Regions from separate parts of the Mus musculus genome. Here region 2 is linked to region 1. The links are chromatin loops, found by intact Hi-C in ENCODE. Cell type or tissue: heart. All regions are shown on one strand.

Region 1 (8,000 bases):
CAGCCTTGACTTCCCTGTTGTTTTTCTTTTAAAATCTAATAATTTTTTTTCTCAAGCTTCCTTCTGAATCTTTCCTTAAATGCTCTTATTAGTCTGACTAAGAACCCAAAGACAGAACCACAATTGTCTTGGTAACATGTGCAGACCCAGATAGAATTTCTTAAACTTTCTGGTGACGCTATTTATGCTAGCTCTTTTATATGTATTTATGCCTCTTGCATTAAGTAATTATTCTGTCATTTGTAAAGTTTATAAGGACAGAAGGTAGAGAGAGACCAGATGAAGCTGTTTATTTCACCCAGGAAAGGACAGATGATCTTCCATTGCATGGAGGTCCAATGTAGAGACAAAGATAGCTAAGACCATTTATGTAGGTATGGGGACGTCTTTAAAATGAGAAAGTTGATACAGCTGCTACCTGTGGACTTTCTTTCCTGGAATTGTGTGCTTCAGGCAAGACAGATTATCTTGGGAGAAAGGCTGTCTCTAAAAACAGTCCTCTCAGCTAGAGAAAGTACCCAAGGAGCTAAAGGGGTCTGCAACCCTATAGGTGGAACAACAATATGAACTAACCAGTACCCCCCGGAGCTCGTGTCTCTAGCTGCATATGTATCAGAAGATGACCTAGTTGGCCATCAGTGGAAAGAGAGGCCCATCGGTCTTGCAAACTTTATATGCCTCAGTACAGGGGAATGCCAGGGCCAAAAAGTGGGAGTGGGGCGAGGAGAGGGATGGGGGGAGGGTTTGGGGGACTTATGGGGTAGCATTGGAAATGTAAATGAAGAAAATACCTAATTAATAAAAAAAGGAAAAAACCCTATACATTTTGATTTTTTAAACCATACTCATTTAAATAAAAAAGTAAGGTTTATATAAAAAAAACCAAAACCAACCAACCAACCAAACAAACAAACAAACAAAAAACAGTCCTCTCTGGGAGCAAGGTCAACTGTAATCTCATAGGAACCCTGGTTTTATGCACACTATCACCTTCAATAATTCAAAGCATTTGAGGACACCTAACTAAGCTGATGTTCTTCAAACTAAATTTGTTTATAGTATAAAGCTTGTCCAGACCTGTGTTTACATGTTCCCAATGGTATTATGGTTAGTCACACTAAGCACAGAGAGTTAGGCATGGCCTAACATTATGAACTCCAAATAGTGCCCTAAAAAAAAAAAAAAAAGAAAAGATACTGGACACTGGAATTCTAAGAACTATATCTATAAACAGGTGTGAAGGTGTTCTTAAGAGAAAATTGCTCCCCTTTCTTCAGCTATCAATAATTGGAACTTCCCCACAAGAAGCTCAAACTTGGAGAAGAAAATGGCTAAATCCTGCTTCCAGGAAGAGGAAGAACTTGTTTCCAGGAAAGAGATTTCATACGCCAGGGCACTATCATGGAGGGCCTAGAGTGGAGACAACTGACATGGGAAGTATGGGCAAAAATACCCTGATGGGGACTGTTTAGTGATGCAGCTTTCTCGCCCTCTGTTAAAACCAAACATCACATCAGAACCTCAGAAGATGGATGTGGTGGATGGGGGGCGGGGGGGGGGGTGACAGTGTCATGGGACCTCTGTTCTTTCCCCCACATGGCCACATTGAATACATCTCCTCTCTCTGACATTGAATACATCTCCTCTCTCTGACATTGAATACATCACATCTCTCTGACACTGAATACATCTCCTCTCTCTGCTTTTCAATATTGCTTATCTCACTGGTATAGTGGGACAGGTGTCTGAGCTTAGCCTGTCAGGCCTGCCAGGACCCAGGAACTGGTTCTGACTACTCTGGTAACAAGCTCCTTAAGTAGATCTAACAGTTTTTTAGTCAATTATTAATGATTCCCCATTAAAAAGATTATATCATATGTATATAGGAAGAATTTTATTTTCTCAAGCCAACCTGGGTATCCTTTTCTTTATTGCTTAACCACCCTGGATAGAGCCTGCATGGTGTGTTCAATGGAACAGCTTGATTGGGAGAAAATGTCAGTTTTTGACAAGAAATAAATTATTGCTTGTGAATGTTATATCAGGAATCTCCCTCTTCTCCCATTTTGGTGGCTGTTCCCACCTTATTTATTTATTTATTTGTACTTATTCACTTTATATCCTGCTCACTGCCCTGATTTATTTATTTATTTATTTATTTATTTATTTATTTATTTGTACTTATTCACTTTATATCCTGCTCACTGCCCTGATTCTGGTCACCCCCTCCCACTATTTTTTGCCCATTCCTTCCTCTTCTCCTCTGAGCAGGTGGGACTCTTCCTGGGTGGGTATTTCCCCCACCCGCTCCACACCCTGGTACTTCAAGTCTCTGCAAGGCATTTCCTCTCCCACTGAGGCCAGATGAGGCAGCCCAGTTAGAAGAACATATCCAACATACAGGCAACAGCTTTTGGGATATTTAGTCTGTTTTTTTAAAAATGAAAACATGTTGATTTGGTCTGTTTCTTTTTTCTCAGTTTATTTAAGAGATCTGTATGACTTTGACTTTCATCCTATCATATTACATTATGTTGAAATTAATCCAACTTCTCTCCCTGGAGTTAATTGTACTTTGTAAATCCATGGTTGACACACGCTTACCTATCTGCTTGATGCTTTCCTTTGTCTAAGATAGCCCCTGTATGTCCAATGAAATTCATAGTTACATCAAATGCTACCTAGTGGCTATTTGTAAAACTAACCCATCCCTCTGACCATGCTGTTGTTGTTCTATTTACGTTCCATGCTGTTACTTTCTATCTTCTGTCTTAAAGGATTTCCAGGCTGGAGAGATAGCTCAGGGGTTAAGAGCACTGACTGCTCTTCCAGAGGTCCTGAGTTCAAATCCCAGCAACCATATGGTGACTCACAACCATCTGTAATGGGATCTGATGCCCTCTTCTGTTGTGTCTGTAGACAGCTATAGTGTACTCATATACATAAAATAAATAGTCTTTAAAAAAATAATTTCCATTTGTAAGTGGATCAAAAGGTGGTTTTGTAAGGTGCAATTGACAAGGAAGGGAGATGACGTGGTAAAGTTCAAAGTGATGCTGTGGCCTCAAGCAGAGCTCGTTAGTTGTTTTTACATCCTTGCTTCAGTTGTCTTTAGAAAAATACACATTAAATCTGTAGGCAATTTGGGCCTTTTGAAGTTCCTTCTCTCCCCTCCTCCTCTTCCTCCTCCTTCTCCTCCTCCTCTTCTTCTCAATTTTATTTACTGTCCTATCTGCTCCACTGGCCCAATGCAACTACCCACTTCCAGATAAAGAACCTTTGACAAAATCCATTCTGGACCTCATAGCTAGGCTGTGTAGACACTTCTTTTGTACAGACAGAGCACAATGGCACAATGGTTAGCTACTGGGTTTGAGTATTTGAGAACATTTTTCCAACTGAGTTTTCAGACACATTCATGAAGTTTCTCATTTTGGTTTCTTCCCTTTGAGAAACTCACTGTGGAGCTTAGAGAAAGCTGGAGCTTTGTTTCTTCCATAATTTATTGGCCAGGAAATCAAGTATTCATTATCTTCATTGCTTTGCCACTTCCTCCTCCCTTGTCTGTGAAGACAGTCTTATGGGTCTTCCAGGACAGTGCTATTTCGTCCTCATGGCCTGGCGCAATTCCTAACAGCTCTTCATCCTCAAAAATACTTTGGTTTGAGCGCTAACCCAACAGACAGCAACTTGGTCCTTATCAGCCACAAAGGCTGATATGTTGCAGGTGCCCACTAGGTGTCAGTAGTGTAGCCTGCCAAGAACCTTCGGAACAAGCATTTCATTACAAAAGTCAAATCAAAGCAAATAATTAAAGTGTGGTTCAAAAGCTACCTGCGGCTTTGACCGGTTCAAAACAGGTGAGACAGAATCTCGGGAGGTGAGGAGGCTCAGGTGTGGGACAGGTGGCTCCTTCCTGGGATCCAACAGGGCAGAAAGGAATCCTTTCCTTATAAAGGACTTCAGTGTTTCTCGGAATGAGTCTCTTCCCAATTTACACTCACAAGATGAAGCCAGTGTTCAGAGAATGAGGAAACAGTTTCGAATGAAGAGGGATTGATTTCTCTTTATAGATATCTCTTTGAGCCCAGAACTGAGCTGCCTGAACACAGTAGATTTTAAGAAGATTTGAAAGGACGCACCTGCAGAGTCATCGCACCGGACCTCTTTGGAAATGACTTCTGGATTGCAAATAGATTGCCTCTCGGTCAGATAGTGCAGCTGGAAACTCACCTGTGCCGCAGAGGCGTGGCATACATCAGGACCCAGGTGCGAAGTCAGAGTCGCACAGGCATGGGTCCTGCAATGTTTATGGCTTTTCGTTTATGGAACTGGTTACTACTGCTGGCGGTCCTTACACGTTCCGAAGCAACATCGTATGTTAATGAGTCCTCCAATCCCACTGCCCAGCAGGCACCTGATGCTCGGTTTGCTGCTTCTAGCTCAGACCCCGATGAAGGGATATCTGTTTTTGAACTGGATTATGACTATGTTCAAATCCCTTATGAAGTCACCCTCTGGATACTGCTCGCATCTCTTGCCAAGATAGGTAAGTCCTCTAGCACAGGTTGAGGGAGGATTGTTTCTTACCTGAGTTGTCATGTATGAACATCTCTTACATGACAGACTACGATGAGTTAAGTAGACAGTAACTGCTACTTGTAGTGCGCATTTCCCTGAAGTGTGGCTGTTTAATGTTTCAGGATTGTGTTTGAAATTTAAACGCATACTTCCAGGTCCTGCATGGTTTTGACTTCATATTTCAAAAAGATAACCATGTGTTTTCTTTGTCATATAAAAATCTTATGCTATATGTTTAAAAGAATATAAAATGTAAAGTGTACAGTATTCAGGAAATACTGAAGACTACATAACATTCCCCTTCCCCCCCCTTTTTATTAGGTATTTTCTTCATTTACATTTCAAATGCTATCCTGAAAGTCCCCTATACCTTCCCCCAACCCTGCTCCCCTACCCACCCACTCCCACTTCTTGGCCCTGGTGTTCCCCTGTAGATAACATTTATTTTCTAACATAGTCTTTTACTCATTCCTAGCCACAGAACTGTAATTTTGTTAGTTGGGAGACATCTCTAGCAGTTTGCTTACACAGATATTATACAACAAAAATAATTAAAGTCACTTCTGACTTTGCAAGTTCTTTTTCTTCTTAGAATATTATGGGAACTGTTCCTGGAAACATCTGGAAGAATAACATTGAAATGAAATGGAATCTTCCACTTCTGGGGATGGGATGTTGTTTCTTTGCATTTCCCTTTGAAACACTGGAATTGTAAGAGTTGAAAGTAACTGCCTCTGCAACTCTGCTGCCCTTCATGATAGTGGGCAGGTGTTTCAAAGTGTAAAATGCACCAAGTCCTTTTCACTGCAATGTGACGAGCCTGTGGCCTGTTCCTGCCACAGCCCCACAGGTCTACTTTGCCTTAAGGCAGGCAGACACTGGATCCATTTCAGGGAGCTCCCAGTTCAAGGAAACAAGACTGGAATGGTGAAACACAGGCCCAAGAAAACACATTCTAGGCTCCTCTATGCCATGACATAATTTAGAAGTTAATTTTGATTAAAATAAACATCAATTGAAAGGCAAAAATATAGCTGGCGAAGAAGGACAAAAAGAGACCAAGGAAGTTGTGATTAGAAAACAAAGAATATAGGGCTTTAGAAGGTCTTGAGCTGGTCTTAACACAGTGAAGTCTTGCTGAGAGTAATGTCTTTTGGTGAAAATTATGCTCAACTGCATCAACCTGCTTATGCATAGAACATAAGTTCAAAATGGTGCAGTGGGGGACCCACATCTTCTCTTTATACAGCTAAATGTAAAATTCTCCAAGGAGACATTCACTGGTTCCTCATAGTGTATGGAAAGAAATCTACCTTAATTAATTTGGAAGTTAAGCTCTCCACTATATGGGACAACATCATCTTCCAACTTCTCCTTAATTTTCCCAATCCACAGTTTGCTCAAGCCAAGTGGATCATCTCTCAATGAGGGGGAGAAGTGTCTGCCAGGACCAATCCTACCCCAAGCTCCCCTCTCTACAATGCTTCTCATTCTGTTATCCAACTCTGAGAATCTTAGTGTTTCCAGAAGCACCTGGTTACTGTCCACATGAAAGCATCCCTGATGACCAGTTAGTTCATTCAGTTGTACAGTTTTACAGCCAGCTATCACACAGACTGAGATGTGGGTTTTTGCTAAGTAATGTAATGACATAAATCATCTATTTAATTTGGGGAAATTTATAAACTAGTGCAGGTAAGTAATGTACACATGTTGTAGATTGGGATCATTGTTACTAAACAAGCATTAGGGAGATAAATTGTTCTGGTAGTTTCGAGGAAGACATTAATTCTTCTGGTGGGGAATGGGAAAGGCTTAGCATCAAAGTCTGAAAGGCAAATAATAAGGACAATTCAAGCAGGAAAAACAGATGAGCAAGACAGGAAAAGGGAACCTGATTGCAAAGGATTTTGATTGGCTATATTAAAGGATGGATGCATTTCTGGCAGGACTGCCAAAGCGCCATGTTGCTTTGGGAGCCCCATGGTGAACCACTGAGTTCTGATACCTTTGTATTTGTAGTGTATTTCAGCTCTGTCTAAGTTAGGGTTTCTATTGCTGCAATGAAACACCATGACCAAAAATCAAGTTGGGGGGAAAAAGGGTTTATTTGGCTTACACTACATTTTGCTGTTCATTATTGAAGGAGGTCAGGGCAGGGACCTGGAGGCAGGAGCTGATGCAAGGCTATGGAGGAATGCTGCTTACTGGCTTGCTCCTCATCTCTTGCTCAACCTCCTTTCTTATAATAGAACTCAGTGTCATCACCAGCTTAGAAATGGTTCTACCCACAATGCTCTGAGGATCCCTCCCCCACATTGATCACTAATTGAGAAAATGTCTTACAGTTGGATCTCATGGAGACATTTCCTCAACTGAAGCTCCTTCCTATCTGATGACATTAGCTCCCGTCAAGTTGACACAAACCAGCCAGTACAACCTCATATGCCATACTATTTCAACCTTCTCAGTTATTCATTTCTCACTATTAAATCTTTGCCAACAGTGGGAGTTGCAGTGTAATCTACACCTTTGGCTTTCCACCTTATCAAATTCAACAGCATGCTGGTCTTTACAACCAAATTCTCAATAAACATCTTTAGTTTAATCCATGGGGTACCTTGAGTGCCTTACACATCTTAGGCAGAACTAAGAGTAAGGTACACAGGGTTTGGAAACCCCAGCTCCGAACCTTGTCCTGTGCTTGTGCAGTGGAATGTGGCAAATCATGAAGAATTTAGCAACAACAATAAAAAGGTTTCTAAAATACTGACCTAAAGTCACCCCAAAATCAAATATGTAATGAAATCGAGGTGTTTCTTTCCAGATGAACCTCCACAACATTACAATTATGGATTTTAATATTTACATTAAAATGCCTAACAGTAGCAATATTATAGTTATGAAGTATCAGCAAAAATAATTTTATGATTGGGTTCACCACCACATGAGGAACTGCATTAAAGGATAGCATTAGGAAGGTTGGGCTAGATCAATCTGGCTAGACCCAGTCCTGTTCATTGGCAGATTATGGTCCCACCCTCTGTGTTCCCAGGTTTCCATCTTTACCACAGGCTGCCGCACCTCATGCCAGAGAGCTGCCTCCTCATCATCGTGGGAGCTCTGGTGGGCGGCATCATTTTTGGCACCCACCACAAATCGCCTCCGGTCATGGATTCAAGCATTTACTTCCTCTACCTTCTCCCACCTATTGTGTTGGAAAGCGGCTACTTCATGCCCACCAGGCCCTTCTTTGAGAATATTGGCTCCATCCTGTGGTGGGCAGGCCTGGGAGCCCTGATCAATGCCTTTGGCATTGGGCTCTCTCTCTACTTCATCTGTCAGATCAAGGCCTTTGGCCTTGGTGACATCAACCTGCTACACAATCTGCTATTTGGCAGCCTCATCTCAGCGGTCGA
Region 2 (8,000 bases), 98 kb after region 1:
GGTTTAAGATTTGGTCTACGTGTGTGAACTTGTGCAATGTATCTATAATTTTCAGGTACAAGTATTTAATGAGATGGTAGCGACAATGCTTGAAAATTAGCCAGCCTCAGGGTGTACACTCCTTATATGTTACTTTTGCTAAAATTATATCATGTTTTGTAGTTGTCAAGGGCTCGGTGTACCTGGTACATCTTTATTTTTCATACAGGAATGAATACTTCCAACATAGTAGGTTCTAAATGTATTAAATTTGGAGTTATATGACTAACTTGAGGGAAGGGTGGACAGAAGCAAACAGAGATGAGTGACAAACAGAACACAATGAGGGACAGGCTAAGTTATAATCAATATTGTTGTTCTTTAGGCTTTAATGCCAAGTCTACGAAGAGTAGGAGTTCAGAGGTTGCAGGGTAGTTCGGACTGCAGGTTTTATCCAGTGTCTCCTCTTCTCTAACGAGGACCCATCAGAAACCCACAGAAAACTCCTTGTCTGAGCCAACTCGGGGTGACCTTTACTCATCATGAGCTGCACAAATACATATTCAGAATGCACTTACATGACTCACAAACATTAGAAGGCTAAGTCGAAAAGCAAGTTGGAAGTTGACAGAGGTACAGAAATGAAAACTGGTCTCTGTGTGTATCTGTGCATGTATGTGTGTGTGTGTGTGTGTGTGTGTATGAATGTGTTTGCACATGTGTTTGTTTTTATATGTGTGCATATGTGTGTGTGAATGTGTGTGTGCACCTGTGTGCTTGTTTTATATGTGTGAATGTGTATGTGTGAATGCGTGTGCTTGTTTCTATGTGTGTGTGAATGTGTGTGTGTTAGTTTCTATGTGTGTGTGTGTGTGAATGGGTGTGTGCCAGTTTCTATGTGTATGTGTGTGTGAATGTGTGTGTGCTAGATTCTATGTGTGTGCGTGAGTGTGTGTGAATGTGTGTGTTACTGAGGACTTAAGAACTAAACCCACAGCTTCGTTCACACTCAGCAAGCACTCTGTCATTGAGCTACATCTCCAAAACTCCCTTGTAACTTTCTATTTCCAGATAAAAATCTCACTAAGTTGCTTAGAGTGGCCTTCAACTTGCCATCCCCCCCCCCCCCCCCCCGCCTCAGCCTTCCATAGCTGCAATTACTGTCTTCATCACCAGGACTGGCTTTAAAAACTGATGTGTTTTAAATTGTATAGTCTCTGGACTCTCTATTCTGTTTCTAGGATTGTGTTTGTAAGGATCTTAGTTTTTTTGTTTTGTTTGTTTTGGGTTTTGGTTGCTATAACACAATGGCTAAGTGTAGCATTGATAAAGAATGGGTTATTATTCTTGCTGTTTCAAAGTATGGCAGAGAGCAACAATGATGAGACAGAACAAGTGTGCCAGAAAGAGCTCACCTCTCACAATACCCACTCCCAAGGTAAACCTGATGACATCTTACTCTATGGATGGAACAGCCTGTTAACGACAGACAGTGGGACTTCTTAAGCTAATCACCTACCAACGTCCTGCCTCTCAGAGCTGCTCACCTGAGTATGGACTCTCCAAATCATGAGCTTCCTAGGGACACAAACCACAGCAGTTTGATCAGGTTTCTGATACAATGGCAGCTGGTTAAACTGTAGACCAGCAGGCAGGGCACCTGTTTGTCAACAAGTGTTTTCTGTTCCACTGCTCTTTCAGAAACATGTTCATCATGAGCCGCTATGGCTTCCTCATTTGCCCAAAGACACAGAGAGTGTTTTAATTGTAGGTGACCACCAAATAGAGGGAGACTTAAATATTCGGTGAGTTGGTGAGGGATGTGCCTTCACATGCTCGGTGGTACTGAAGTTGCATCTCTGTGTTGCATCTCTGAGTTCAGATGGTGCATACAGGGGTAAGGAGCAGGAAGCATCCTTCCTGTCATAGAGAACTTCACAGTACCTGGAAGGAGATGAGCCATGGGGAACCTGCATTTGCCTTTGCATAGTTACATTGTATATATACATAGTTGCAATGTAACGTAGTTTACATGTTAGTTACAGTCTTTCTCCAAGTCCTGGGTTTTATGAAGGATGAGCAGAACACAGAGCAGCTCAAAGCTTGAATAACTGAAGTAATTTCTTTGGTTACCCACATGGCACTTTGGGAATTCAGTGTGAAAATATCATTTTTACTTGTGAACTCAAGTCTGCAGAAGGCAGTTTCCATTAAGAAGTCATTTCTCTGTTGAGTGAAAGACATAGCTTTGGTCAAAAAGAGAGGTGTGCAGTTAATTTTATTCACATTAATTAAAAGTTCACACAGTGGGAAAGCTTTAGATAAGTTTGAGTTTCTGTTGACTTGTTCTCCATCTATTTATTTATTTACTGTTTTATTCATGCATTTCTTGGTTAACGCAGGATCTTACTATATAAAGTTAACCTTTAATGTGGCATCCTTGTTCCTCAGCTTATAGTTATGCACCACCATCCTTCAGACTAAGTTTCCTAAAACAAACTTGAGACTGAATCTGGTCCTACCCACCTATCATTCCAGCAGACCTGATAATGAGAGAGGGAGATCATGAGTTCCAAGCCAGCCTAGGGTACATAGAAACATACTGTGTTCAAAGATGGAAAAGGGATCACACACACACACACACACACACACACACACACACACACACACACACACACACACACACAGAGAGAGAGAGAGAGAGAGAGAGAGAGAGAGAGAGAGAGAGACGTACCAGTTTATAGTTCGGTAAGTGTTAACTATGACCGAGAAATTATCACCAGCCACAATATGGGTATCAACTTTTGCAGATAAAGATTTTGAATTGAAAGATCATTACAAAGCTCAAGGTTACATGTTTGATTATGTACATTTCAAAAAAGGGAGACTTTAAAATGTGACCATTTCACAAATGTGAATAGCGTGATGTCTTAACATGTCAAGATCATCAGGGTTTGTGGAGAGCATGGTAGGACAGGTTGAATGTCTATTTAAAAATCTGTAACAAAACCCTAAAAAAGCTGTAGTGTTTTGAATGCTGACAAGAGTGTACAAGTGGAAAATTGACCCAATGTCAGGGATCGAAGTGACAGCACAAGCATACTAAACAACACTTTACATTCATGCAAGTGTCCCCAAATATGGGTGGAGGAATCCTAAATCCCAGTGCTTCTGGTCTTAGGTATTGTGGAATGCAGACCCGGAGCCAGCATTGTCTAGTGGAGTCATTCTCGGGTTCCTGCCCAGCGATCTAGCTCAGGCTGGGCTAGTTTAGTAGACCTACACTAGGACTGTCCTGGAAAGAGAGCACTGGCGCCCTGCTGTGGCACCAGGGGGCCACTACCACTCACAAGCAGTTAGCATCCCATTCGTTCATCACAATGATAGTGATGACATACTCAGCCTGCTGGAATTCTTTCAAAGAGTGATTTGCACAGTTGGTAGGGTATGGAGTCCCAGGCTGTTTCTTCACATGGAAGAAACAGATACCCAACTCTTCTCTAACCCAAACTCAGTATGGCTGCTAACATAGGCATCCTCCAGACGTTGCTGAAGCAGAGGCTGGGGAATAAAACTAATTTTTCGTTGTTCCTTTTTTGTTGTTGTTGTTTTAGTGTTCAATAATGGCTCTAATCTCAACACTATTATTTTTATGGGCATCTTTTCTCTTGGTAATTTAGGATTATTTTCCTAGCTGCTTTCTCTTGTATCTAGAAATTGTACTAAATGCCTTGCCAGTCTTCATCTTTAAATAGTCCCAGGACCCTGGCCTGCTTGAAGGCGGTAGGAATGATTCTTGTCAATGGTCTCCACTAACTGCACTGATGTTCTAACAGACCATTAGAGGTGAGAGGTGATGGAGCCAGAGTATCACTGAGAAGAATTGTAAGCACTTTAGTGTTACTTGAGGGAAAGAGTCTCAAACCTGTAATTATAATTCCTGGAAATATCTAGAGCTCTTCCAGTGCGGTTAGGTCCTCACAACATCTTGGTAGGGAAGGATAGAGGCACAAAGCCCTCAGCATGAGTCATAAAGCACTAGATAGAAATGTGTCTCGGGATGCCAGAGAGACCTTGTGTCTCTCTCCAGTGTGAGGGTGCCCACCATGAGGAAGAACTGACGCCTCAAGACTTCTTGTCAAGCCATACTTGTATTGCTCCGGCACGTGTGTGGCAATCTCATGTTCCTCACCCTGTGCTTGGAATCAAGAGTAAGTTGCATCAAGCAGGTCAACCACTTGTCAACACTTTTATGAGAGCCGCGTAGTGCGGGAAAATACAGTGATCAGTCTCTGAGAAGTTACAGGAGATATAGCTAAGGGCGTTAAAGCAGTGTAAGTGTGAGGTAAGATGTCTTGAAGTCAGTTACCTTTGAGTTCAGTCCTCAAAAAAGACTCAGCAAAATGTGAGGTGCTACTCCTTTGTACCAGTAACAGAATGAGCAAAGGCCCTGAAGGAGGAGCAGTGAGACCGTTCATAGAAGATGGGAGTTAGAGAAGGGGAGTGGGAGGAAGAAACCCAGGTCACTGGGAAAATCACTGGAAGATCATGGTCTTTTTAAATGGTACTGGAAAAGCCACTAACACGTTTTAAGTTAGTCCAGACAATATCTAACTGTTGCTTTCAGTCATTCTGTGGGTACAGCTGAAAGCAGAGGTCTCAGGGGCTGAGCTCCTCCATAGGACCCTTTGGGGAAATGGCCAAGCCAATGGTAACAGCGGTGCCACCCTAACTTTCCTCACTGTGTCAAACACCATACCAAGGAAAAGGATAAAGGATTAAAGATTTGTTTTAGCCTTCAGTGAAGAGCATTCAGTCCAGGGTTAGTTGATGCCATTGCTTTGTGGTCTGTGGCAAAGCAACAGGACACATGACAGAGAAAGCTACATAACTCAGGTGACCAGGAAGTGACAGAGAGATGTCCCAGCACCCCAAAATGCTCTTCAAGGTTTTGCCCTCAATGACCTAACTTCTTACCCTTAGGGCTCACCTCCTAAGGGTCCACAGCCATGTAACACCACTCCTCTTAGTGACCAGCTTTTAGTGTATGTAACACTGAGACAGATTTAAGATGTAAGCATAACAGGATACATGTAATTCTTTCTTTCTTTGCTTTGGGTAAAAGATGAAAGTGTGTGTGTGTGTGTGTGTGTGTGTGTGTGTGTGTGTGTGCGCGCGCGTGTGTGGTACATGGCTGAAGTTCATAGGACAGGCTCAGGTATTTGTTGGTCCTCGCCCTGTCCCTTGTTTGAAAGGGGTCTATTATTGTTCACTTCTCTCTGGCTTGGGAGCACCTGGGATTCTCCTGCCTCAGGTCTTTCTCCAGAGGAATACTGGGCTCACAATGTGTGATACCACCACATGGATTCTGGGATTCAAACTCAAGTCTACATGCTGGCTCTTCATGGGCTGAGCCATTCCCCAGCCCCAGCAGGTTGCTCTTTATCTCCTCTTTATCACCCACAAGACTGAATAAAAAGATTTTCCCAAGTTTTACAAAAACCGATTAGTCTTTGCAGTAGCAGAGATTTACAAAGGACAGTGACTCCAGCATCTGTGACCTGTGTAGATACTCTAGACAGTGAGGTGGAATGTCATTTATCCTACGATGCACAGTCGTTCTCAACATTCTCACGCCTAGGAATAACTGTCTGACTGCGTGCTTGCCCTCCTGTGATGTCACAACATCTAAGAATAACTGTCTGACTGTGTGCTGCTTACTCTCCGCAGAACTTCATCCTATTAAGAGTTATGCTCTTAAACGACCCCTAAAATATTCTTCATTGTTCTATTTGATAAATAATCTAAAATTGGTAGTGTGGGGTGGAACCAGCTTTAGCAAGGTCAGGCCTGGGTGTGGATACCTTCTAGAACTTTAATCTAGAAGGGTGTTCGTGTGTGTGCAGTGCTTCACCTGTAAAACAGATACAGTTTTTCCCTCCCAACTTCGGTATTTGTGATAACCAAAAATTCAAGTGAAAGTGCTTTCCCAGCGCCTCTTCTGGAGAGAAAGGCAATTCGAGAAAGAAAACACTTAGTTAACAAGTCCTTTCTTAGAAAAGAGATGGGAGAATCAGTCGTTGATATGCAAATGCCCAGCAGGGAGGAAAAGGGTTAGGCTCTGCCTGTTTCAGTAAATCTTTACAAGGAAACAGAATCTTCACAGGCAGTTCCACTTCAAAGCTGGAAAACTGATACATTCTGTGCCGATTCTGTATCAACCCTGAGACCCATTCTACTTCGGGCTAGAATGGTCCCTGCCTTTCCCAGACTCAAAGGTTCCTTGCTTGCCTCTATTCAGATGGCCTCCGACGACTGACATCTCACAGATTCTGTTAGACCTTTCTGTGTCAGACTGAGGGGTGTATAAACAAGAGCCGGAACCCTGTGGGAAAGATAAGAATTTTTATTTTATACGTTTAGGGGAAACCGTGTGGGTTAACTGGGAGGCAGATGGTTTGGTTTCGGTTCCTTTCAGTTTCTCACCGTGAGGACACCGGGACAGTGGGATCGCAGGCAGGGCACCTGGCAATGCCCCTGCGGAAGGTCGGGCTCGGGAGAAGGGCCAGTTGGCGCTGGGAGAATCCCGCTTTTCCAAACCGCAGTCCATCCTGTAATTAGCCGAACAAGTCCGTCTAAGCTAGGCAAATCACTGGTTTTCCACGAAATAGTTATGTTTCTGATGCCCTCAGACAGATTCACCTCGAAGCCTAAAAACAGAGACTTTTTCGTCCCCAAAGCTGGGGGAGGGAAGAAAAGTGGAGTGCACACTGTTACAAGGAGTGGAAAAGCGGAAAGACAAGGGTTCTGGGAGAGCGTGGGAGCGCTGAGTTCTCAACCGGGAGTTTCGGTGCGCAGAGAACAGGCTGTGTTCAAGGTGCTTTGCTCTTCCTTCTCATCTTTCCGAGGCCCCGAGAGGCTCCCCTCGGTGAGTCGGTCTCTGCAGACCCAGCAGTGGCGAAGGCTCCCCAGTTCCTCCGCGCCCGGCGTCGCCTCCCTGCCTGAGCCCGCGGCGCCTCCTCGCGTGCCAGCGCCCCGGGGTGTCTCCTTGCAGGAGCCTGCGGGGGGAGGGGGCAGGGCGCGACGCGTGGGTCGCGTCGGTCCCAGCCCTGATGGACGGCCGACGCTGCCTCCGGGGCGGGGACAGCTCAGGCCACCGTGCGCACCGAGCACCTAGTGCACCCACAGCTCCCGGGCTCCCAAGAACAGCGGCTCTTGGTCCGCGGGCGGGCTAGAGAGCGGCGCGACCTTCGCCCCCGCGTCGACTGTGGGTTGCGGCAGGTGCGCGTCGCACCGGGTCTCCGCGTCCTCCCGCCCCGCCACCGGGGCGCCGCGCCCGCCCCGCCCCGCCCCCGTCCCCGTCCCCGCCCGCCCTCGGGCCGCCCCGGGCAGGGCCTGTAGCTGCCAGGCATGGGAGGGCGGCCGGCGGCGGAGGGCGGCTGAGCAAGGCTGAGCGCGGCCGAGGGACCGCGCAGTGGCCTCCTGTCGCTGCGCGCTCCCCTCCGGGCCCTGCGAGGTTCACACCCACCGAACTGGTTGGCGACAGGGCCCCGACCCCGTGGAGGCGGTGGTGTGGTACTCTCGCAGTCCCGTTGAGTTAGTAGTGCTGTCCCTCCCGCGATGCTCTGAGGGAACCCAGATCCTACACCAGCGTCCTCTGCTGCGCTCATAGCTGCCGACCCCATGGGCCCCCGGGGCACCGCGCACAGCGTGCGGGCGCCACTGTCTTGGCTGCTGCTGCTGCTGCTGTCTCTGCAGGTGGCAGTGCCGGCGGGCGCGCTGGCCGAGACCCTGCTGGACGCACCCAGGGCCAGGGGTGCCAGCTCCAACCCGCCAAGTCCTGCCAGTGTGGTGGCCCCGGGAACGACGCCGTTCGAGGAAAGTCGGTTGCCCGTGTTCACCCTGGATTACCCCCACGTGCAAATCCCTTTCGAGATCACTTTGTGGATCCTACTGGCCTCCTTGGCCAAGATTGGTAAGGAACTGTACCCGTGGGTGGGGGCGGGGACGATCAGACTGGG

Evidence for each region. Hi-C counts contacts between places; a loop is a spot of excess contacts. Peaks named below come from ENCODE experiments on the same cell type or tissue, not always from the same donor. Only the 100,000 strongest peaks of a DNase experiment are listed, where the experiment ranks them.
Region 2: a loop joins it to region 1, with 4 times the contacts of the local background. A loop is called at or near these places in 4 of 42 quality-filtered maps.

What each region holds. Positions count from the first base shown.
Region 1 is chr1:40,576,223-40,584,222 of GRCm38, forward strand. It overlaps Slc9a4 (solute carrier family 9 (sodium/hydrogen exchanger), member 4), which reads left to right and starts at 4,005. Exons shown (of 12, transcript NM_177084.3): 1 at 4,005-4,549; 2 at 7,637-8,000. The coding sequence starts at 4,294. It overlaps Gm35801 (predicted gene, 35801), which reads right to left and starts at 4,440. Exons shown (of 2, transcript NR_168311.1): 1 at 4,234-4,440. In heart, a CTCF peak has its summit at 3,739 (motif pointing right); no DNase peak of the experiment used is centred here; H3K27me3 peaks cover 549 bases.
Region 2 is chr1:40,674,212-40,682,211 of GRCm38, forward strand. It overlaps Slc9a2 (solute carrier family 9 (sodium/hydrogen exchanger), member 2), which reads left to right and starts at 7,501. Exons shown (of 12, transcript NM_001033289.2): 1 at 7,501-7,954. The coding sequence starts at 7,663. In heart, a CTCF peak has its summit at 3,299; no DNase peak of the experiment used is centred here; H3K4me3 peaks cover 1,986 bases; H3K27ac peaks cover 1,000 bases; H3K27me3 peaks cover 5,566 bases.